3 separate regions of the Homo sapiens genome follow, and all the other regions are linked to region 2. A link is a loop called in an ENCODE intact Hi-C map of the cell type or tissue named here. Cell type or tissue: heart right ventricle. All regions are shown on one strand.

Region 1 (8,000 bases), 160 kb after region 2:
AGTATCTTAGACTGGAAGCATCTCCTGCCAGCCCGGAGATGACAGAATGTCCTGCAGGCCACTCCCTTGGAAGCACCTCTGGAGGTGGTCCAGCCCCGAGCTTCCCAGCCTCAGATTCCAGCACAGTCTTGGGGTGCACACGAGCACACAGGCTCCAACAAGGGAGTCAGGGAGTCAGGGCCCCTACTATCTCCAGGCTCCATCTAAGATGCCTGGATTTTGGTGGGGGGTGGAAGTGGAGGAAGACAGACCCAGTAACTGGGATGGAATTCACTGCCACCTACCCGTGTGACATTGGCTTAAATTAAATTAAACAGATCTAAGGCAGACACCAAGATGCTCTTTCTGGTGGGGCCGAGTTTATAGACAGGACTCCTAACCCTTCTGCTTGTTAACCGGCATAATAATATCCCCATTGGAAAATGGAAGTGTGCTTTGCAAACGGTCAAGTGTCAAACAAACAAGAGGCGTGCTCTGGACTCCTCCATCCCGGGTCCCATGGGAAGGGGGTGCACAGAGGAGGGCCGGCTCACGATGTTCCCCTCTAGATGGCAACAGACAGCCCGTGAGGCACTGTAGGAACAGCACAGGGCAGAACAGCCCGTCCGGGACACCCACCTCCCCACCCCCGGCTCACACTGGCCAAAGATCCAGACTGACAAATGACTCAGACACACAAACGCCCGGGGCTAAGAGGAAACACGGCATGGCCCGGAGGTTGCAGGGGGCAGCACTCACAGGGATGGGGCTTTCTGCTATGCCTACCCCTCCACCCAGCCATGATCAGTGGCCTGAAATGGTGTCATGGACCCCCTCCCATGTTTGAGCACTTGCTGTATACCAAATTCTTACAGATATGTTTGTACTCTTAAATGGTTATGAAGATCCTGTCTTCATAGGACGAAACCAGGGATTCTAGGGGTCAATTACTGTTGATGTCACCATCCTTCATTATTATTAGATAATCTGGCCAAACTCATACACTAATCAACATCAGTCCCCATCACAACCACAACAACGACTGCTGACCCTTCCGAACCCACTCCCAGCCTGGGGGGTTGCAGAAGCACCGAGTTCCAGAATTTCAGCCTCCCTCCCACAACGTCCAACGCACCCCCTCGAAGCACAGCCTGTCCTTCTTTTGAGCTGGCTCTGTGTGATGAAGGGACACCCAGCAAATGGCCCAGACCCATGGGCATTCGATCTATTTTCGGTTGCAGTCCCTTTACCTCTGACACCTGTGCCTGCGCCAGACCCCTTCCTTTCCTGGCCGGCCATCCGAGGGGTCCCTGGTGGCCTCTGGGAAGAGAGGAACTGCAGAAGTCCCTTTCATTTTCCAGCTGAGGTGCTGGCTCTGGGCCGATGCTGCCGGGCACCCCACAGGAGGTAGCCGCCCTCTCTGGCTCAGTCACCAGCACGAGGGCAGGGCCACTCCTTTGGGGCTGCTTGTCACGGGTGCCCTTTGCCAGCCTCCAAGGACATCCTTCCTTCTCTGTCCCTCTCCCCTGTCCTCAAGCCCCGTCCCATTTTGAACCTCTGCATAGCAGGATTCAGATTCCCTTCCAAGCGCATCAGAACTAAGGCTAGCTCTGGCTGGGCATGGTGGTTCACGCCTGTAATCCCAGCACTTAGGGAAGTCGAGGCGGGAGGATCACCTGAGGTCAGGAGTTCAAGATCAGCCTGGCCAAAACGGAGAAACCCCGTCTCTACTAAAAATACAAAAATTAGCCAGGCGTGGTGGCGCGTGCCTGTAATCCCAGCTACTCAGGAGGCTGAGGCAGGAGAATTGCTTGAACCCGGGAGGCGGAGGTTGCAGTGAGCCAAGATCGTGCCACTGCACTCCAGCCTGGGTGACAGAGAAAGACTCCCTCTCAAAAAAGAAAACAAACCACCAAAAAAGAACTAAGGCTAGCTCATCTCACCAGTCCTTTATGATCTAAACCAGTGCTGTCCCCGGTGGCAGCTGCTGGCCACATGTGGCTAATGGAGCACTTGAAATGTGACAAGTCCAGATTGAGACGTACCCTCGATGCAAAATACACACCAGTTTTAAGACCTGGTACAAAAAAGAATGCAAGATATCTCAATAACTTTTATTTTGATTGGATGTTGAAAGGATTATACTTTAGATATGTTGTGTTAAATATATTACTAAGAATAGTTTTACTTATGTTTTCTTTTATTTCATATGGCTACTAGTAAATTTAAGATCATAGGAGGGGCTGGATGCGGTAGCTCACACCTGTAATCCCAGCATTTTGGGAGGCCGAGGCGGGCGGATCACCTGAGCTCAGGAGTTTGAGACCAGCCTGGCCAACATGGTGAAATCCGGTCTTTACTAAAAATACAAAAATTAGCTGGCAGTGGTGGCGGATGCCTGTAATCCCAGCTACTCGGGGGCTGAGGCAGGAGAATTGCTTGAACCTGGGAGGCAGAAATTTTAGTGAGCGGAGATCACGCCACTGCACTCCAGCCTGGGTGACAGAACGAGACTCCGTCTCAAAAAAAAAATCTGAACTTTGTCTGGATAGCGACGGAGGGTGTCTGAGCAAAGCACGATGTTCTCAGAGCCATCCAGAGACTGGGAACTCTGTCCTACCAAAATGGGTGCACCCAGAGGAGCTGGAAGATAGAGATGCCCTGTGGGTGACTCATCTGGTTGCCCCTTGGTGGCACTGAGCCAGGCAACAAGCGGGAAAGGCTTGTCAATGATAACGGCAAGACCAACGATCACCAGGCAGCCAGGTGCACCCGGTAGCCCTCTGTGGGCAATTCTGCATGTATGACCTTATTTAGTCATACAGCTAGGCAAGGAGGTGACACTAAGCATTTGAGTACTGATGGGGTCTTGAATGAACAAGTAAATGAATGAATGAATGGATGGTGGCCGATGACTGTCATCTCTAGTTCTTACATTATGTATCTTATGCATCAGACTACACGGCATGGATATTCAGTGCAATGGATTTGATTGTGAATTGAGGCCCCCTTTTGCAATCTTGTTGCATGTTATGTTCGTGGAGCTCCTGCAATGAGCAGAGGCTGCTAAGCAGAAGCAGCGCACAGGCTGGGGGCAGGACACAGGGCCCCCGGCCTCAGGGGAGAGGTCTGTTCCAGCCACCTCAAGTCTATTCCTGTGAGTGCCCCTCCACACCCCTCCTGGATCCCCCCACTGCAAACTCTCTCCCCCTGGCTCCGGACTCTCTCCCCGTCCTGGAATTAATAAAGACTCTGTGCAGACTGCGGTTTGCAAGTCTGAAAGCTGGTTCCTGCCCGTGTCACTGCCTCGAGAAGAGAGGGGTCCAGCTCCCCACAGTAGCCCCTGCCTTCCTCCTTCCCAGGCAGGCGGAGGCACGCAGATATACCATTGACTTCCCCTCCCCTGCAGCAGGCACATCCTGGGCATCGAGCTTCAGACCCTGCCCCTGAGCAGCCCCTAACCCCACCAACAAAGGGTGGCTTGGGGGGGCTTTCACCCCAGCATAATCTCCATCAGCTACCCTCAAAGCACCCCCAAATAAACACACACCGTAAGTAAGAGCTGTACACTGGCTGTGTGCGTACATCTTCAAGACAATTCTCCCAGCATGCCCCTACCTTCCAAAATTCCAGAGCTGCTCCCTCCAAAGACCCAGGGAAAAGGAAGGGTTTGTCCAGGGTCCTGGGGTGGCCCCGTATAGACCAAAGCCTGATAGCTGTCCTAGAAGCAGAGTACTTGCAGAGCGAGTGACGGCAACTGTGGTATTGACACCAGTCCTAGCACCAGCTGAACACAGAGCATTTTTGATCTAGCAGAAATACAAGACCACGTTGTATTTGTCTTTGCAATAATCTCTTAGCTAGGAATACTGATCACCTGTAGACAGATAAGGAAACTGATGCTCTGTGGAGAGGTTTTCCTACCAGAAAGGCTAGAGCCAGAAATTTACTTCTAGGTCCACCAATACCTGCCTTTGACCAATGCCTGCATTTGACCTTTCCACGCTGAGCCACCCCTGCTGGCACTCCAGACTGCCACAGTGCTCCTGCCTCCACAAGGGGTCTTTAACTCATCCCTCGGAGCCATCGTGGTGCAGGGAAAAGCCCACAGGGCGTGTGGCTTCCATGCTGTTCCCTGACTGGCTGTGACCTAGGACAAGGAACAAGTTTCCCTCTCCTATTCTCTAGGTCTCACATTTCTTCTCCTCTAGCAGTAGTGGGAAGTGAGGGGTGGGGGACACGACCCTCCCCTGTTCCATCCCACACTCCAACCCCCAAAATCCCCCAGGGTCCCCGTCCAGCTCAGTCCTGGGGGCAGAAATGCAGAGTTCTCCAGGAACGTGGTCCCAGCTGTTTCAGTGCAGGCCGCCCCCTCCTGGCCACCAGCGGAATGTCAGCCTTCCCAGAGGGGCCGGGAGAACAGCAGTCGAGAAGCTCCCAGACTGGTGTGGGCGCTAGCTGTGCTCAGCGTGGGGATGGGAGGTGACCCAGTGATAATGGGAAGCTGGGCTGCCTGTCAGTCTGCGGGGGGCTCCCACCTCCCTGTTCCCCCACAGGGCACCTGGGGATCCAGCCTGATTTTTACCAGACCCTGCGGCCTGCATGGGGCTGGGTATAGGGCTGTGACCTTGACCCATGCAGAATAGAACCCTGTGTGTCGGGATCCTCCATGTGCTCCAGATGCCCCTGGGGACAGCACCAACATGGCCTTAACTCCCAAGCCATTCCCCTGCCTCTAACCCCCTGGCATCTGCAGGCATCCACCCCAGACCCACCCAACACCTCCTCCCCAGCTTCAGGCGCTAGGCAGAGACCTTGGCCCCTGCAGAATGCAGCCCTGTCCAGGGTCCCCTACCTTCCCCCCAGATCCCTCCCAGAGCAATACCAACCCGGGCCTACCTTCCAGGCCATTCAACCTGCAGCCCCCCGGCCTCTGTAGACATCGCACCCCCCAAACCCCCAGACCTGCCCAATGCCTCCCCTCCCCAGCTTTGGGCAGAACCTGTCTCTAGCCAGACCTGGGGGTGTTGGGGAGTCTGGAGGGCCGGGGTGGGGGCTGAGGCGCGGGACAGCTGGCCCGTATCCTCACACTGGGCCCGGGGCCCAGCCGGAGGGGCGGGGGCCTGGCCACTCGGGCCTTGGCTGGGGCTGGGATTTTTGGCCTGGCCGCCAGGCCCTCCCTTCTGCTTCCTCTCCCGAGGGCTGTCCTGGCAGAGGCCCCCCTCGCTCTTTCTGGCGGGAACAGGGCCAGCAGCGAAAGAACAGTCGCAGAGGGAAAGCGGGAAAGAGATGGGGGAAAGTGTGTGTGTGTGAGTGTGTGCTTGTGTGCATGTGTGTGCGTGTGTGTGTCAAGGAAAAAAGCTCGCAGTCCAGCAGCCCGGGCCTGGGAGGCTTGTGAGCCGGGCCTTTCGTAATTGTCCCCTCCCCGCGGCCCCCTCCCCCAGGCCTCCCCCCTCTCCCGCCCTCCCGCCCGCCCTCTCTCCCTCCCTCTTTCCCTCACAGCCGACGAGGCAACAATTAGGCTTTGGGGATAAAACGAGGTGCGGAGAGCGGGCTGGGGCATTTCTCCCCGAGATGGCGGGTCTGACGGCGGCGGCCCCGCGGCCCGGAGTCCTCCTGCTCCTGCTGTCCATCCTCCACCCCTCTCGGCCTGGAGGTAAGGACCCCTCGCCCCTGTCCCCAGCGCTGCCCACAGCTGCGGGCCCTTTGGGCCAGGTGACTAGACGCTCAAGGGGGAGACCTTCGTCCCTGGGAACTGCAAGGGGTCCCAGGTGGGAGCCCCTCAGCCACTGGGTCCTCGGAACTGCCCCTCCCAGGAGCCAGCCCCGTGCCCAGGAGGAACCTGTCAAAGAGACACCCTCGACTCAGAATAGTCCCAGCCCAGCATCCAGGCTTTGCTGCCCTGCGAGGGCTGAGGGGGCCCCTGCTCAGGTGCCCGGGTGCCCGCCCTGTAGGGGGATCAGAGCATCCTGGGGGAGGGCCCAGCGGGAACCCCTGGGTCTGGAGACACCACAGTCTGCACACCTGTGGACACAGCTGGGGTGCACACCAGCCCTGGGGACAGGGAACCTGGGCTTGATACCAGCTCAACCGCAGTGAGCTGTGTGACCTCAGCAGGTTCCTTGACCCCTGGGAAGCCGGGATCCCCCCGTCAGGAAGGTCAGGGCTCCGCTGAGGATGGGTTTGCAGGTTGGGAAGCTGCTGCTGTGTTCTCCCTGCTGAGGCAGGCAGGGACTCCTGGTATGCATTTGTGTGTGTGTGTGTGTGTGCATGCACACAGGAATGAGCGTGCTGTGTGCTCGTGTGTGTATGTGTGCATGCACAGGTGTGCATGTGTTCAGATGCCCGGCTGTGTCACTGAACAGGGAAAGGGATTTCTGGAGGGGTACATATGTCTGCTCACAGGTTCATCCTTAGGCAGGTGTATGCGTATGTTTGGAGGAGGTATATGAAGCTGCTCCTTAGTGTGTGCAAAAGTCTGCCACCTGACAGACATGTAGACATGTACACATGTAGACATGGGCGATCTGGCATCCAGGTGTGACACTGGTGTGGACTGTCACTGTGTGTGTTATGGAGTGTGTACATCTGTGTGTGTGAATGTGTGTGCGATGTGGCACGCAAGCATGGAAAGGCGGGCTGGAGAAGGTGTCTGTCTCCTGGCAGAGGCAGTGTGGCTGAGACAGAGGCTGGAGTGGATCCTGGGGCACTGCTGGGCCATCTGCTATGTGCCCCAACCCAGGCACAGTTGGTTATGGGGTTTGAGGGTGTGCCCTGTGGGGCTGCTATGCCGCGGCCAACGGGGGAGGACAGAAGAGGCTCCCGGGCATGGGAAAAAGGAGGGCATTTGGTAGGGGGGTCTGGGTGGAGTCTGGTTTCCTCGGGAGTCCTCCTTGCCATGAGAACCAAACGCTGAGTGGGGGGCGGGAGGGCCACGGGGTGGAGTCAAGGGCCTGGGCAGGAGCTGCAGCTGTTTCCGTGAGATTGAACAGCTTCCTGTGCAGGGTCCGCTGCTGGACCTGGATGAGGCCAAGGGACATGGGTACCCACAGGCGGGCCCCAGCAGGGGCAACGAGCCAGGGCCTGAAAGCAGCAGCCCCGGGTCCGTCTCAGCCTCCTCCCCAGGTGTAGCCCCCAAACACCCAGCCACCCTTCTTCCCAGATGGGGCCACCACCTATAGGGTGGCAGTTCATCATCAAGGAACCTTGAGAATTAGAAATTATTATCATCACTTGACAAACAAGGAAGCTGAGGCTCCGGCAGGCTAAGGCAGTCCCCGGGGGTTAGTATCAGCCAGCTCTCTGCCCCAGGTCAAGGGGCAAGGGGGTTAGGAGTGAGCTAGCAGGCAACATTTGGGGAGGGGAAGGCTTGGGGCTGAGTCCTTAAAGCAGGCATGCCCTAGGCAGAATCAGCTCTCTCCTTGTGTCCTCAGTGACACCGCTAAACGCCCAGCTGGCCTCACACTTTGCAGAGATCAATCTCAGCTCTGTCCCAGGTGGCTGGACTTGCTAGGTCCAAATAAGGGGTGTGTGAACTGATGAGCTCGTGTGGGGTTTTGCACAGAAGTGCTACTGAAGTCTGCAGAGGTCGGGGAGCCAACACAGGGAGTGGAGCGCTCAGTCACATGCTCACTGCCACTCACCTGGCTGTCCTGGGGGAGCCTGGCTTCTCCCTCAAGGAGGAGGGTGTCACTTATGCAAGTTCAGCGGCTCCAAGGAAGGAACCCTGTTGCGGGGGTGGGGGAGCAGGAGGAGGGGACAAGCCGCACAGCTCCCAGGCTGTTTCAAAAGTGAGCATGAGAAATTAACCCAGGGATAATTCTTCCCCATCCCCCAGAAATAGTATCAGGGATTTTTTTTTTTTTTTTTCCTGATTTCAGAACTGAAGATGGTTTGGAACAGAGGTTTCCTTTTCTTTTATTTTCCTTTTTTATTTTTATTTTTTTACCTTTTTTATTTTTTTTAAATTGAGACAGGGTCTCGCTGTGTTGTCCAGGCTGGTCTGAATTCCTGGGCTCAAG
Region 2 (8,000 bases):
CGGAGGTTGCGGTGAGCCGAGATCCCACCATTGCACTCCAGCCTGGGCAACCCTGGGCAACAAGAGCAAAACCCTGTCTCAGAAAAAAAAAAAAAAAAAAAAAAAAAAAGATTTGCATCTTGGCTGTTTTACCCTCTAGCTGTGTGAATTTGGGCAAATCACTTCACCACTCTGAGCCCGTTTCCTCTCCTATAGAAATGATCTTGTGGGATCATGTGGGATATCATAGGTTTCCCTCCTCCCTGGTCTCAGCACCATAACCTGGGAGGTCCTATTTCCTAGCTCTACCCTAATTCTTCTCCCTGCTGGACCCTTTGGTCTCAGCATAGCTCCACCCTCCACGTCCCAAGCTCTGCAAATCCAGCCCGTGAGTGGGGGGTCTTGCAGCCAATCTCAGATGGTGGGGCCTGTGGACACGGGGATGGGGGGTCCAGGTGGGTGGATTGGTGTCACTCAAGGGCTGGGGGCTTTCCAGCTCTGATGAAGGGTCTCCAGGACTCAAGAACAGCTTTCCCCCACCTCACCCCAGTCCTGCAGCTTCATCTCAGTGAATGGGAGACACCGTTGTCCAACTCACCACCCAGATCAGAAATCTGGAATTCTTTTTTTTTTTTTTTGAGATGGAGTCTCACTCTGTTACCCAGGCTGGAGTGCAGTGGCACGATCTGGGCAAACTGCAACCTCCGCCTCCTGGGTTCAAGCAATTCTCCTGCCTCAGCCTCCCGAGTAGCTGGGATTACAGGCATGCACCATCATGCCCAGCTAATTTTTGTATTTTTAGTAGAGATGGGGTTTCACCAGGTTGACCAGGCTGGTCTCGAAATCTTGACCTCAGGTGATCCGTCTGCTTCGGCCTCCCAGAGTGCTGGGATTACAGGTGTGAGCCACCATGTCCGGCTGGAAATCTGGAAGTCTTTCTGGATCTCTCTCCTTCACCCTTCTCATTAGGTCTGTCGTGAATTATGTGACCCCTGCCCCATGTCTCTCACGCCTCCCTGCCCCTAATGGCATTGTCCTTTGCCCCAGCAGCCCTCCTGATGCCAGGGGACAACTGGTACAGAGGCAAAGCCCAGCTACTTGGAAGAAGACAAGTGACCTGGGTTCAAAGCCCACAGGATTGGGGTGGGGGATCGTAACATGGTAATAATAGCCATGAAACCTCCTTCAGTCTGGAGTATTGTAAATAATCATTTAAATCCAATGGAGGCCAGGTATAGTGGCTCATGCCTGCAATCCCAGCACTTTGGGAGGCTGAGGCAGGAGGATTGCTTGAGGCCAGGAGTTCGAAACCAGCCTGGATAACATAGCAAGACCCCGCCTCTACAAAAAAAAAAAAAAAAAAAAAAATTAGCTGGACTTAGTGAGATGCACCTATAGCTCCAGCTACTTGGGAGGCTAATGGGGGGAGGATTGCTTGAGCCTATGAGTTCAAGACCAGCCCAGGCATAATAAGAAGACTCCATTTCTTAAAAAAAAAAAAAAAAAAATTAGCCAGGCATGGTGGCATGCACTTGTGTGGTCTCAGCTTTTTGGAAGGCTGAGATGGGAGGGTTGTTTAAGTGTGGGAGGTCAAGGCTGCAGTGAGCTATGATGACACCACTGCACTCCAGCGTGGACAACAGAGTGAGATCCTGTTTCTTAAAAAAAAATATCCAATGGAAAGGAACCCAAATACAATATGAAACACCTTCTAATGTTCCCTTCTCAGAAGGGAGTCCTTCAAAGTGGACAGAGTTCATCCTTGCACCTGTGGGGAGCTGAGGCCTTGAGATGGGGATCTGACTCAAGGTGGTCCAGCAGCTTCACCTCTACAGTAAAAGTGGGGTTCCTGGCCAGGCGCAGTGGCTCACGCCTGTAATCCCAGCACTTTGGGAGGCTGAGGCGGGTGGATCATCTAAGGTCAGGAGTTCGAGACCAGCCTGACCAACATGGTGAAACTCCATCTCTATTAAAAATACAAAAACTAGCCAGGTGTGGTGGCAGGCGCCTGTAATCCCAGCTACTCAGGAGGCTGAAGCAGGAGAATCGCCCGAAACCGGGAAGTGGAGGTTGCAGTGAGCCGAGATAGCGCCATTGCATTCCAGCCTGGGCAACAAGAGTGAAACTCCGTCTCAAAAAAAAAAAAAAGAAAAAGAAAAAGTGGGGTTCCTGTCCCAGGAGGGTGATGATGGCTGACGGTTGTCTCTCTCTCTTCTTCTGCAGTTGGTTCAGAACCGAGATCACCTCTATAATTTCCTGCTCCTCAAGATCAACCTCTTCAACCACTGGGTGTCAGGGCTGGCCCAGGAGGCCCGGGGGTCCTGTAACTGGCAGGCCCACCTACCCCTGGGAGCTGCAGCCTGCCCCCTGGGCCAGGCTCTCTGGGCTGGGCTGGCTCTGATACAGGTCCCCGTATGGCTGGTGCTACAGGGACCCAGGCTGATGTGGGCTGGCATGTGGGGCAGCACCAAGGGCCTGGGCCTGGCCTTGCTCAGTGCCTGGGAGCAGCTGGGCCTGTCTGTGGCCATCTGGACAGATCTGTTTTTGTCATGTCTGCACGGCCTGATGTTGGTGGCCTTGCTCTTGGTGGTAGTGACCTGGAGGGTGTGTCAGAAGTCCCACTGCTTCCGACTGGGCAGGCAGCTCAGTAAGGTGGGTGGTCTCGGGGTGAGGCTGGGGTGTGGAGGGCAAACCTGGGGTACTGGGTGTGGTCAGGGCTGGCTGGGCTTGCAGGGGGGAGCCACAGCCAAGCAGTGTAACCCTATGAGCTCCTAAGGGCCACCTGCCCATCTGTCTCCCTGTTCCAGGCCTTGCAAGTGAACTGCGTGGTAAGGAAGCTCCTGGTACAGCTGAGACGTCTGTATTGGTGGGTGGAGACTATGACTGCCCTCACCTCCTGGCACCTGGCCTATCTCATCACCTGGACCACCTGCCTGGCCTCCCACCTGCTGCAGGCTGCCTTTGAGCACACGACCCAGCTGGCCGAGGCCCAGGAGGTTGAACCCCAGGAGGTCTCAGGGTCTTCCTTGCTGCCCTCACTGTCTGCGTCCTCGGACTCAGAGTCTGGAACAGTTTTGCCAGAGCAAGAAACTCCCAGAGAATAAATGTATCCCCATCTGCCTCTCCTGGTCTGGCCTAGCCTATGGTCTCACTCCCTCTTCCCTAATGGGCTGGAGAGATGTTGTGTGAGTGATGTGCATGTGTGTGCCTGCATGTGAGCCCAGGACTGCCTCTGGGAAGGAAATCACTTTCCGTCAGCATCTTCTATGGGCCAGATATCAAACATCTCAGACAATTTACTCATAATTTGGTTTAAATCTCCTAGCAACACAGGCATCAGGTTTGATTAGCACCATTTACAGCTGAGAAAATTGAGCCTCAGAAGGTTGAACTTTCCCAAGGTCACAGTCTGTCAAGGGCAGAACCAGCACTGGGTCTCTAGATTTTTTGTTTCCCAGAATCCTTAACTTTCTCTAGGTGCGTGCCCCTGGTTCTCAGAAGTATTGGTGCCCAGGGCTTTAGGGGAGATGGGCAGTTAGAGACTTTGGCCTCTGGGGGGTGCCAGGGCCTCACATTTCAGAGATTTAGAAAGCTTTGAGAAACAGTTGTGAGCCAGGCTTCAAGGAGCCCATTCATTCATGCACTTGGCCATTCATCCATCCACCTATCCACCCACTCACAAAGCCATCCACAGAACCATCCATCCACCCACCCACCAATCCATTCACCCACTCACCCATTCACCTGCCCATCTACTCACACATCCACCCATCCATCCCTCCACCCATCCACCCATCCATCCATCCATCCATCCATCCATCCATCCATCCATCCATCATCACCCAACAACCTATGCATTCATCCATCCATCCATCCACTGATCCATTTATCCATCCATCCATCCACCCAACCACCCATCCATTGACCCACCCATCTACCTACCCATTTAATTACCCATTCATCTATGCATTCATCCACCCATTCGTGCATCCATCCATCCATCCATCCATCCATCCATCCATCCATCCATCCACACACCCACCTATCCATCCATCTACCCACCCACTGATCAATTTACCCATATATCCATCCATCCATCCATCCTCCCAACCACCCATCCATTCACCCACCCATCTGCCTACCCATCCACTCACCCATTCATCTACCCATTCATCCACCCATTCATGCATCCATCCATCCATCCGTCTATCCATCCACCCATTCATCTATCCATCCACTGGTCCATTTGCCTATCCATACATCCACCCACCCACCCACCCATCCATTCACCCACCCATCTGCCTACCCATCCACTTACCCATTAATCTCCCCATTCATCAACCCATTCATGCATCCATCCATCTATCCACCCACTCATCCACCCATCCATCCACCCATCTATCCATCCATTCATCCATTCATCCATCCATCCATCTATCCATCCACTGATCCATTCACCCATCCATCCATCCATCCTCCCAACCACCCATCCATTCAGCCACCCATCTGCCTAACCATCCACTCACCCATTCATCTACCCATTCATCCACCCATTCATGCATCCATCTATCCATCCATCCATCCATCCATCCATCCACCCACCCACCCACCCATCCATTCATCCACAGAACCAACCACACCCACTCACCCGCTATCTGTTGAAGAGCCATCTGTCTCCCTGGGGAAAGGGGAAACCTATCCAGTATCTCAGCACTCCCCTAACCTGTGAGTAAGGACACAGGGTCCTGCTGCATGGGTGGCTGATGCTGCTGTGCCAGCTCAGGCTGTGATGCTTCCAATCCCCAAGACTCAGCCTTCAGGTGAGTGATTCTGCTGAGAGGGGAAGGGATGGTTTCTTGAGTGTTTGCAGTTACCTCTCACCTACTCCCAAGCCAGAGGGTGGTGGTGTGAGCGTGGCTCTTCTCCACTCGGGTTCCCAGCTCAGTGAGGGCCTCCCTTACAGCTCAGGGTGGATGTGGGTGAACTTCCAGACCCTTCCTCCAAGTCTAAGCAGCAAGGCTGTCCTGCTCTAGGAGGGACATCTGAGGGGTCCCATCTGGCCAACGAGGTAGAACATGTACCAGGAAGGACCTATAAGCACCTGGTCAGAGGGGTAACATGACTGGGATTCTAGAACATACACACAGCTTTCAGGGAAGCATGAGTGCAGGAGTAGGTGATGTCAGCTCTTTGCTGAGGCAGGGACTGGAGGAAAGGAGGAGGCCCCAGAGCAGTTTGGGGCCAAAGTGGGGATGGACAGGAATGTGGCCCAAGCCCCGTGGAGAAGATCTGGGCTTGGGGACAGAAGCTTGGATTCTGTGCCTCTGCCTCTGCCTCTGCCCGCCTAGGTCACTGGGTGTGACCTTGGATGAGGCTCTCTTTGCCCACTCTGGACTTCGGTTCCCATGTCTGTGCAATGCGGGATGGGTGGGGTGATCCCCGATAAGGGAGTCAGCATTTGGTTTGGTTTTTGTTTTTTTGAGACAGGGTTTCGCTGTCACTCAGGCTGGAGTGCGGTGGCATGATCTCCGCTCACTGCAGCCTCCACCTCCCAGGTTCAAACAATTCTTGTGCCTCATCTCTCGAGTAGCTGGGACTACAGGCGAGCGCCACCATGTCTGGCTAATTTTTGTATTTTTAGTAGAGACGGGGTTTCACCATATTGGCCAGGCTGGTCTCAAACTCCTGACCTCAGACGAACTGCCCACCTTGGCCTCCCAAAGTGCTGGGATTACAGGTGTGAGCCACTGCGGCTGGCCGAGAGTCAGCATTTGGGGTTCCTTGATGCCAGGCCTTGTTCCTCAGTGCCCAGGTAAGAGGTGGGGTGGGGCAGGAGAGGAGCAGTCCCCCTGTCTACGCAGCCTGCCAATAAGGCCCTACACTGGCTGACTTCTGGCTCCCTGAATCCCCTGTCCTGGAGTTATTGCTGCTTTTGCAAGATCTCTTCTAGGACTTGAATTCTTCCGGCCTTCCAAGGTCTCTGGCATCCTGGGGGAAAGGGAGAAGGCCAGAATCTCCCCTCGGCTGCCACTCACAATGGTGGGCACAGCAGAGGCCTTGGGGTCAGAGAGCCTTGGGTTTGGATGCTGGATCCACAACCTCTCAGCTGTGTAACCTTTGGCAATTTACTAAACCCTGAGAGCCTCAGTTTCCCCTCCTGTGATCAGGGTATAATCACAACACCCCAGATGTCACAGGGCTGTTGCCTGGTCTGTGCACGTGCGGTCCCCGCTCAGAGCAGGCATGGGAGGCTCTTGGGACCCCACTCCCTGGCTCCCCATCTCCCAGGCCTGCTGCCTTTCTGGGGGCTGCAGCTTCTGAGGCCCGGGGTGGGAGCAGTCAGTCCGTCTGTCTCAGGCCTGTGAGCATGGAGGGGCCCTGGCCTGCTGGAAGAAAACAACTGGTGGCCGGTGTCAGGGGGTGGACGGGGCATGGGCAGGGTGGGGGGAGCTGGCTGCAAGGCCAGCCAGCAGCTTCACGCAATCTGTCTGCTATGCAGTCCTGGGCCTGGCCTGTATTTATTTATGCTGAGCGTGTATTTATATCAGTCCCTTTTTCATTAATAGGGCAGGAAATGGCTGGAATTGTTACATACCTGGCGGGCCAGGGGTCCCACTTCGCCAAGACACACAGGGCCCTGGCTGCCCCGTTGTGATTGTAAGGGCCCCCCTCCTCAGTCTGCCCGCAGGCCCCGGCCCGAGTTCCTGGCCCTTCCCTGACCCCCCCGCCTCTTGTTTTGAGACCCTCTCCACCTCCCGGAGCCCTGGAACCCACATTCCCGGGCGAGGGGTTCATTTGCAGGCCTCTCCCTGTCCCCCGGTTCATCCTGACCTCATCCCAACCCCAGGAAAGGCTGCGGTGTTAGGGGCTGTCAAAGTGCGCACTGAAGGATGGGGGAGGGGCTGGTGAAGTCCACGCAGAGCAGCGGGAGTTTCGGGGAGAGATCAGGGTCGGGAGGGTTTGGGGATGGGATCCTGGCGCCCAGGATGGGGGGACTGGACAGAAAAGGAAATGAGGGGATACATAATAAGAGGGTTCCCCTGAGCAGAGGGGTGGTCCCACCCCCTGGGGCTTCGCTCTCCACCAAGCCCAGTCCCATCATGTAAGCATGGGTGGCCTCTGTCACTTGGGACCTGCCTAGCCCACCAGAGGGGTCTGTGTGTCTATCACCAGCCCCCCTGCTGCCCCAGGCCCAGTGGGGGATGGGGGCTCACTTCTGTCCTGCCTTCCTGCTCCCCGGTCTGCACACTGGGTTCAGCACTGAGCCAGCGTCTCTCTCCAGGCCCCAGCTCTTGGGCTCAGGCCCCAGGTGGGGCTGCCAGAGCTGAGAGGCGCGGCCCCTTCCCCAGAGCGCTCGCCTGACATAACCTATTAGCGCTTCTCGCTTCAATCCAGCTCCCCCAGCCAGCCTCCCCACCCAGGCCAGACTGTGCCGGTCCTGTTGTCTCTCTCCTGAGCTGCTTTGCCCCGACAGGGTGAGAAGGAGCTGGCAAGATGCCCGATGGCCCCAAGAGTAGCTGTGCCTGTTCGCCCCTCCCCTGCTAGGCTGCCCTATGGTCAGGTGGACTTGATCATTGACCTTGACCAGTGGCCGCTGTGGCCACGATGACTTCCTGTCTCAGAGTCCAGAGCTGGGGCCGCTGGACAGTCGTGGGACTGAAACTTAGAGGACAAGGGGCTTTCCTGAAGTCCTGCCCTGTGCCTCGGTCCTTGCCTTCTCAGCTGCACTTCTTTTTTTGTTTTGTTTTGGAGACAGTCTTGCTCTGTCCCCCAGGCTGGAGTGCAGGGGCACGATCTCAGCTCACTGCAACCTCCACCTCCTGGGTCCAAGCAATTCTCCTGCCTCAGCCTCTTGAGTAGCTAGGATTACAGGTGCCCCGCCACCATGCCCGGCTAATTTTTGTATTTTTAGTAGAGACGGGGTTTCGCCATGTTGGCCAGGCTGGTCTCGGACTCCTGACCTCAGGTGACCCGCCCATCTCAGCCTCCCAAACTGCTGGGATTACAGGCATGAGCCACCG
Region 3 (8,000 bases), 530 kb after region 2:
AGGATGATCTCTTGAGCCCAGGAGTTCGAGGCTGCAGTCAGCTATGGCATACCACTGCACTCCAGCCGGGGCAATAGAGCAAAACCCTGTCTCTTTAAAAAAAAAAAAGAAAGAAAGAAAGAAAGAAAAGAGAGAGAGAGAGAAAGAAAGAAAGAAAAAGAAAGAAAGAAGAAAGAAAGAAAGAAAGAAAGAAAGAAAGAAAGAAAGAAAGAAAGAAAGAAAGAAAGAAAGGATTAATGCCTCCCCAAAATGTTTGGTCTCAGGGACCCCTTTAAACTCCTAAAAATTATTGAGGATCCCCAAAGAGCTTTTGTTTGTTTATTCTATATTTACCATATTAGAATTAAGACTGAAAAAGTGTAAGATACGAATCCATCTTAAAATAAGAAGCCAGGCCAGGCGTGGTGGCTCACACTTGTAATCCCAGCACTTTAGAAGGCTGAGGCAGGAGGATCACTTGAGCCAAGGACTTTGAGACCAGCCTGGGCAACATGGCAAAACCCCTCTCTACCAAAAACACAAAATTTAGCTGGGCATAGTAGCATACATCTGTAATCCCAGCTACTCAGGAGGCTGAGGTGGGAGGATCACCTTAGGTGGCAAGTCGAGGCTGCAGTGAGCCAAGGTCTTGCTACTGCACTGCAGCCTGGGCGGTGGCAGTAAGACCCTGTCTCAAAAAATAAAATTAATAAGCCAATTGCATGTAACATAAGTAGCATGCTTTTGATAAAAAGTAACTATTTTCTGGCGGGGTGGGGGGGGTGGGTGGGGGACTGGGCGGGGTGGCTTCTGCCTGTAATCCCAGCACTTTGGGAGGTCGAGGTGGGCAGATCACCTGAGGTCGTGAGTTCAAGACCAGCCTGTCCAACATGGCGAAACCCTGTCTCTACTAAAAATACAAAACATTAGCCAGGCGTGTTGGCAGGCACCTGTAATCCCAGCTACTCGGGAGGCTGAGGCAGGAGAATCTCTTGAACCCGGAAGGCGGAGGTTGCAGTGAGCCGAGATTGCGCCACTACACACCAGCCTGGGCAACAAGAGCGAAACTCCATCAAAAAAAAAAGTAACTATTTTCCAAAACAAAAAATATTTACTGGGAAGAGTGGCATTATTTCAAATTTTTGCAAAATCCTTGAATATTGGGGCTTAATAGGAGAAACTAGATTCTGGCATCTTTTTCCATGTTCCATCTTTGCAATTTGCTCTTTTGGTTGAACTATGTTCTAAAAATCTGATCTTACATAGATATGTAGTTAGAAAACAAAGGAGTATTTGAATGTCCTTTTCAAATCATGGTTAGTATTTCTACTAGCCCCAGAAAAAACCTATTGTATTCTGAAGAGAAGTAATGAAAATAGTTTTGTTATTATTACAAAAATAGTTTTGAGCCATAGATCCCTTGAAAAGGTTTTAAGGGACCCACTGGGATTTCCTCAGAACACACTTTAGCATCCAATGAGCTAGATTCAGTCGATAGACATGGTTTGTGTGGTCCCTCTGAGCCTTTAAGAAATTAGACTAACAATTAAAAATCAGAAGATGGGGCCAGGCGCAGTGCTTCACCCCTGTAATACCAGCACTCTGGGAGGCCAAGGCAGGCAGATCACTTGAGCTCAGGAGCTTGAGACCAGCCTGGTCAACATGGCGAAACCCCGTCTCTACTAAAAATACAAAAATTAGCCAGGCATGGTGGCACACACCTGTAGTCCCAGCTACTCAGGAGGCTGAGGCAGGAGAGTCACTTGAACCCGGGAGGCAGAGGTTGCAGTGAGTCGAGATTGTGCCACTGCACTCCAGCCTGGGCAATAGAGTGAGACTCTGTCTCAAAGAAGAAGAAGAAAAAAAAAGGTTAATTAATTAAAGAAAATAAAAATCAAATGTTACAGAAAAGCCAGATTTCTCCACATTCCCTTAAAAAATGGGAAGATCTGGCATGGCATGGTGGCTCACACCTGAAATCCCAGCACTTTGGGAGGCGGAGACTGGAGGATCACTTGAGCTCAGGAGTTCAAGACCAGCCTGGGCAACACAGCAAGACCCCATCTCTACAAAAAAATAGAAAAATAGCTGGGCGTGGCTGGGCGCAGTGGCTCACGCCTGTAATCCCAGCACTTTGGGAGGCCGAGGCAGGCAGATCACGAGGTCAGGAGATCGAGACCATCCTGCCTAACACGATGAAACCCTGTCTCTACTAAAAATACAAAAAATTAGCCAGGCTTGGTGGTGGGCACCTGTAGTCCCAGCTACTGGGGAGGCTGAGGCAGGAGAATGGCGTGAACCTAGGAGGCGGAGCTTGGAGTGAGCCAAGATCACGCCGCTGCACTCCAGCCTGGGCGACAGAGTGAGACTCCATCTCAAAAAAAAAAAAAAGAAAAGGAAAGAAAAGAAAATAGCTGGGCGTGGAGCACACGCCTGTGGGTCCCAGCTACTCAGGAGGCTGCGGTAGTAGGATTACTTGGGCCCAGGAAGTGGAGACTCAGTAAGCCATGATCATACCACAGCCTGGGCGACAGAGCAAGACCCTGTCTCAAAAAACAATAAGTAAAAGGCTGAGTGTGGTGGCTGCTCACGCCTGTAATCCCAGCACTTTGGGAGGCCGAGGCAGGTAGATCACCTGAGGTCAGGAGTTCGAGACCAGCCTGGCCAAGATGATGAAACCCCATATCTACTAAAAATACAAAAATTATCCAGGTATGGTGAAGCACGCCTGTAATCCCAGCTACTTCAGGCAGGAGAATCACTTGAACTAGGAGGTGGAGGTTGCAGTGAGCCAAGATCGTGCCATTGCACTCCAGCCTGGGCAACAAGAGTGAAACTCTGTCTCAAAAATAATAATAGTAATAAACACAATTTTAAAAAATAACAAATGGCAAGACCTAACAACACAGGACAGACTTCCAGCATGGCGATCACCCCATCATAGCTGGGGAGCCCCTGCCCCCTTCTGATGGGCGTGGGCCCCCTGAGTCTCCTGGGGAGGCCCCACTTTCCCTTCATTATTTTTCTTACTCCCAATTCCCCAGCCCCTGTAAGCATTTGCTTTTTTTTTTTTTTTTTTTGAGACGGAGTCTTACTCTGTTGCCCAGGCTGCAGTACAGTGGCGCGATCTCAGGTCACTGCAACCTCCACCTTCTGGGTTCAAGCGATTCTCCTGCCTCAGCCTCCCGAGTAGCTGGGATTACAGGCGCCCATCACCATGCCCAGCTAATTTTTAGTAGGGACAGGGTTTCACTGTGTTGGCCAGGCTGGTCTCCAACTCCTAACCTCAAGTGATCTGCCTGCCTCTGCCTCCCAAAGTGCTGGGAGTACAGGCATGAGCCACCGCACTGGGCCCAGCATTTGCATTTCTTTTTTTTTTTGAGATGGAGTTTTGCTCTTGTTGTCCAGGCTGGAGTGCAGTGGCACAATCTCTGCTCACTGCAACCTCCACCTCCTAGGTTCAAGTGATTCTCCTGCCTCAGCCTTATGAGTAGCTGGGATTACAGGCATGTGCCACCATGCCCGGCTAATTTTGTATTTTTAGTAGAGATGGGGTTTCTCCATGTTGGTCATGCTGGTCTCGAACTCCCGACCTCAGGTGATCCACCCGCCTCAGCCTCCCAAAGTGCTGGGAATACAGGTGTGAGCCACTCTGCCGGGCCCAGCATTTGCATTTCAACCCAAGTTAAAGGAATCTCTTTGAAGCACAGACATCCTTTTGTAAAAGAAGAAATGCTACCTCCTTTCCTTCTATACAGATTAAGAGTTGCTCTAGCTACATTTGCTACAAATCTAACACCTTTCTAGAAACTGTAGCCCTGCCCAGGAAGGAAACAGATGCGATGAGGCAATCTAGGAATTTTCCAGAACAACACTGCCCTCTGCAGATGCAGCCTGTGTTTTTCCAGTAGGAACAAACCAGCCAGGACCCTGGCCAGGGTTCCAGGGCTGCCCTCCCTCCCCTGTCTCCCATCCTAAGTGGAAAAGTTATTATTGGTGCCCTGCCTGGTCTCACTTTCTCCGAGGAAGCTTTCCGCCCTATCTCAGCCGCAGGATGCCCCTCCGCTGAGTCTCGATAGAACTTCCTGGAGTTTTGGGTCTTTATCCATTGTCTCTGAATTTTCCCTGTCATCTGAAGCCACATTTCCTCTTTCCCAGAGGGCCTCATCCCCGTCTCCCTGCTGTCAACAGCTGTCAACAGCCTCCTTCCATCCTTCAGCTCTCATCAGTTATGAGATTCCTCCCTTCTGGGATACCTTCTTTTTCTTCTTATTTTTTTTTTTTTTTTTTTTTTGAGATGGAGTTTTGCTCTTGTTGCCCAGGCTGGAGTGCAGTGGCACAATCTCTGCTCACCGCAACCTCTGCCTCCTGGGTTCAAGCAATTCTCCTGCCCCAGCTTCCCAAGTAGCTGGGATTACAGGCATGCGCCACCATGCCGGGCTAATTTTGTATTTTTAGTATAGATAGGGTTTCTCCATGTTGGTCAGGCTGGTCTCAAACTCCCGACCTCAGGTGATCCACCTGCCTCGGCCTCCCAAAGTGCTGGGAGCACAGGCGTGGGCCACCGCCCCGGGCCCAGCATTTGCATTTCAACCCGAGTTAAAGGAATCTCTTTGAAGCACAGACATCCTTTTGTAAAAGAAGAAATGCCATCTCCTTTCCTTCTATACAGATTAGGAGTTGCTCTAGCTACATTTGCTACAAATCTAACACCTTTCTAGAAACTGTAGCCCTGCCCAGGAGGGAAACAGATGCGATGAGGCAATCTAGGAATTTTCCAGAACAACACTGCCCTCTGCAGATGCAGCCTGTGCCTTTTCCAGTAGGAACAAACCAGCCAGGCCCCTGGCCAGGGTTCCAGGGCTGCCCTCCCTCCCCTGTCTCCCATCCTAAGTGGAAAAGTTATTCTTGGTGCCCTGCCTGGTCTCACCTTCTCCGAGGAAGCTTTCTGCCCTGTCTCAGCCACAGGATGCCCCTCTGCTGAGTCTCGATAGAACTTTCTGGAGTTTTGGGTCTTTATCCATTGTCTCTGAATTTTCCCTGTCATCTGAAGCCACATTTCCTCTTTCCCAGAGCCTGGCCTCATCCCCGTCTCCCTGCTGTCAACAGCTGTCAACAGCCTCCTTCCATCCTTCAGTTCTCATCAGTTATGAGATTCCTCCCTTCTAGGATACCTTCTTTTTCTTCTTCTTTTTTTTTTTTCTGAGACGGAGTTTTGCTCTGTGACCCAGGCTGGAGTGCAGTGGCGCAATCTTGGCTCACCGCAACCTCTGCCTCCTGGGTTCAAGCAATTCTCCTGCCCCAGCCTCTCAAGTAGCTGGGATTACAGGCATGCACTACCACGCCCAGCTAATTTTGTATTTTTAGTAGAGATGGGGTTTCACCATGTTGACAGGCTGGTCTTGACTCATGACCTCAAGTAATCTGCCCGCCTTGGCCTCCCAAAGTGCTGGGATTACAGGCATGTGCTACCACACCCAGCTAATTTTTGTATTTTGAGTAGAGATAGGGTTTTGCTATGTTGGCCAGGCTGGTCTCAAACTCCTGACCTCAGGTGATCTGTCCTCCTCAGCCTCCCAAAGTGCTGGGATTACAGGCATAAGCCACCATGCCTGGCCAGAGATACCTTCTTTTTGGCCAGTTTGCTAAGTCCAGTTCATTCTTCAGGGCTTAGCACATTGTCACCTCTTCCTTGAAGCCTTTCTTGATTGATACAGGCCACCGTGGGCTCCTCCACACTCCTGCAGTGCTTAGGATGGAGGTGGGAGATCAGCTAGGAATGCTTTGGTGACAGTGATGTCACATCCATCAAACAGCAGATTAAAGTAGCAGAGATTTCCTTTTCTTACATAACAAGAAATCTGGAGGTAGCTGTGACTGGCAGTTGGTTCAGGAGCTTAAGATCTCAGTGCCAACACCTTTGCAGTGCTCCCCGCCTCATGATTGCAAGGTGGCTGCTGAAAGTCCAGCCATCACATCATACATCATAGCAGAAAGGAGGAGGAAAGGGAAGGGAGCTGTGCCAGCAGATTTCCACTGTTCTCTACCCGTGGCCACCTAGTAAGGGAGTTTTCCCCTCTGTAGTAGTTGCAGGCAAGGGAAAACGCTAGGGCATAGGGGTGCATGTGCTCCTGCCTATGCCCATGGCAGGCATTACCAATCGATCACTGCACTGTTTCCTGCAGACCCCAAATGTGGCCTCAGAACCATTATCATCATAGTACTCCAGGTAGATCCTGTCAGTTGATTAAGAGGTGACATGGGAGATAAAACCCATTTGACATCAGGTATTTAAAATGTCTTGCTGGCCAGGGGTGGTGGCTCAAACTTGTAATCCCAGCGTTTTGGGAAGCCAAGGCGGGAGGATCACTTGAGGCCAGGAGTTCAAGATGACCCTGGGCGACATAGCAAGACCCTGTCTCTATTTTTTAAAAATAGATAAAATGTCTTGCCTCATGAGATTTCTTGGGTAAATGTTTTGGGGTTATGTGTGTGTGTGTGTGTGTGTTTTAATTAAACAAATATATTGTCTTTTCTTTAAAAATTTTATTTATTATTATTTTCTTTGAGACAGCCTTGCTCTGTTGCCCAGGCTGGAGTGCAATGGCACGATCTTGGCTCACTGCAACCTCCACCTTCCAGGTCCAAGTGATTCTCCTGCCTCAGCTGCCCGAGTACCTGGGATTACAGGCACTTACCACCACGACTGGCTAATTTTTGTATTTTTAGTAGAGATGGGGTTTCACCATGTTGGCCAGGCTGGTCTCAAACTCCTGACCTCAAATGATCCGCCCACCTCGGCCTTCTGAAGTGCTGGGATTACAGGCGTGAGCCACTGTGCTCTGCACTCCCCCCACAACAACTTTAAAAAGTACTCTAGGAAAGGTCAAGTCCTCAGGACCATCCCAGCCCCAAATCCTGGCCCCTCTTGGGCTTTGGTTGAATTGTGTCTACTGTGGCCCCTCGTGGCACAGATGCCATCTAGTAGCCCATGTCCCCCACCAGTTGGTCAGCCCCTGGACACTTGGCAAATTGCTAGAGTGTGGGAGCTGGAGGAGCCAGGGCTGAGTGCAGTGGTTCTGTGCCCGCCTCACCCCCAGGAGCCTGAACGAACTGCGGGTGTTGCTGCTGGAGGCCAATCGTCACTCCCCAGGGCCGGAGAGGGACCTGAGCCGTGAGGTACACAAGGCTGAGTGGCGGATCAAGGAGCAGAAACTCAAGGATGACATCCGGGGCCTGCGTGAAAAGCTGACCGGGCTGGTATGTGGGGTAGGGGTGGCCTAGGGGCAGGGGCACTAGTCCGGGTGGGGCTGGGCTAGCCTTGCTGTCAGGCCATGGAGACTGGAGACCTCCTGGAATGACCCCAGGGACAGCTGAGTCATGGTGAGGATTTGAAATCTTCTAGGACCACAGGCAGGTGGAGGGACCCTGGCTAGCCGCTTTTGCAGACATCATGGCTGCCTATGTGGCAGTCTGTGTGATACGGTGCAAAGGAAAACTTCCTATCTGACCTGTCCAGAGGCAGGATGAGCCAATACAGGTAAAGAGCTCCCTGTTCAGAGGAGTAATCAACCACAAGCCAGTTCCTTGCTCAGGGTCCTGCAGTGGGGCTTCACACATCAGTCTCAGGAAGGAGACAAGAACTTGAAAGTCTACAGCAAGCCTGGGATTCTGGGTGGCTGAGTTTTTTTTGTTTTTTTTTTTTTTTTTTGAGACAGAGTCTCGCTCTGTTGCCCAGGCTGGAGTGCAGTGGCGCGATCTCAGCTCACTGTAAGCTCTGCCTCCCTGGTTCACACCATTCTCCTGCCTCAGCCTCCCAAGTAGCTGGGACTACAGGCACCCGCCACCACGCCTGGCTAATTTTTTTGTATTTTTAGTAGAGACAGGGTTTCACCGTGTTAGGCAGGATGGTCTCGAACTCCTGACCTTGTGATCCTCCTGCCTCGGCCTCCCAAAGTGGTGGGATTACAGGTGTCAGCCACTGCGCCCGGTCGAGATTTCTTTTCTATTATGAATAGGAA

What was found. Peaks named below come from ENCODE experiments on the same cell type or tissue, not always from the same donor. Only the 100,000 strongest peaks of a DNase experiment are listed, where the experiment ranks them.
Region 1: it touches region 2 in a loop (12-fold over the local background); 92 of 110 quality-filtered maps call a loop at or near these places.
Region 3: it touches region 2 in a loop (8-fold over the local background); 37 of 110 quality-filtered maps call a loop at or near these places.

The regions. Positions count from the first base shown.
Region 1 is chr7:74,022,635-74,030,634 of GRCh38, forward strand. ELN (elastin) reads left to right here and starts at 5,539. Exons shown (of 33, transcript NM_000501.4): 1 at 5,539-5,635. The coding sequence starts at 5,554. RefSeq lists enhancers at 3,950-4,922, 5,895-6,866. In heart right ventricle, a CTCF peak has its summit at 4,363 (motif pointing left); DNase peaks (open chromatin) are centred at 597, 4,367, 5,257 and 6,959; H3K4me3 peaks cover 4,007 bases; H3K27ac peaks cover 3,902 bases; H3K27me3 peaks cover 2,331 bases.
Region 2 is chr7:73,862,791-73,870,790 of GRCh38, forward strand. TMEM270 (transmembrane protein 270) reads left to right here. Exons shown (of 3, transcript NM_182504.4): 2 at 2,203-2,631; 3 at 2,787-3,100. The coding sequence ends at 3,083. Among named protein-coding and RNA genes, the nearest start is that of TMEM270, 5.6 kb to the left of the region's middle. RefSeq lists an enhancer at 7,181-8,000. In heart right ventricle, a CTCF peak has its summit at 3,523 (motif pointing right); a DNase peak (open chromatin) is centred at 3,559; H3K27ac peaks cover 1,092 bases.
Region 3 is chr7:74,389,995-74,397,994 of GRCh38, forward strand. It overlaps CLIP2 (CAP-Gly domain containing linker protein 2), which reads left to right. Exons shown (of 17, transcript NM_003388.5): 14 at 7,080-7,239. Among named protein-coding and RNA genes, the nearest start is that of GTF2IRD1, 60 kb to the right of the region's middle. RefSeq lists a silencer at 5,857-6,046. In heart right ventricle, CTCF peaks have their summits at 3,845 (motif pointing left), 4,047 and 4,779 (motif pointing left); DNase peaks (open chromatin) are centred at 3,857 and 4,782; H3K27ac peaks cover 583 bases.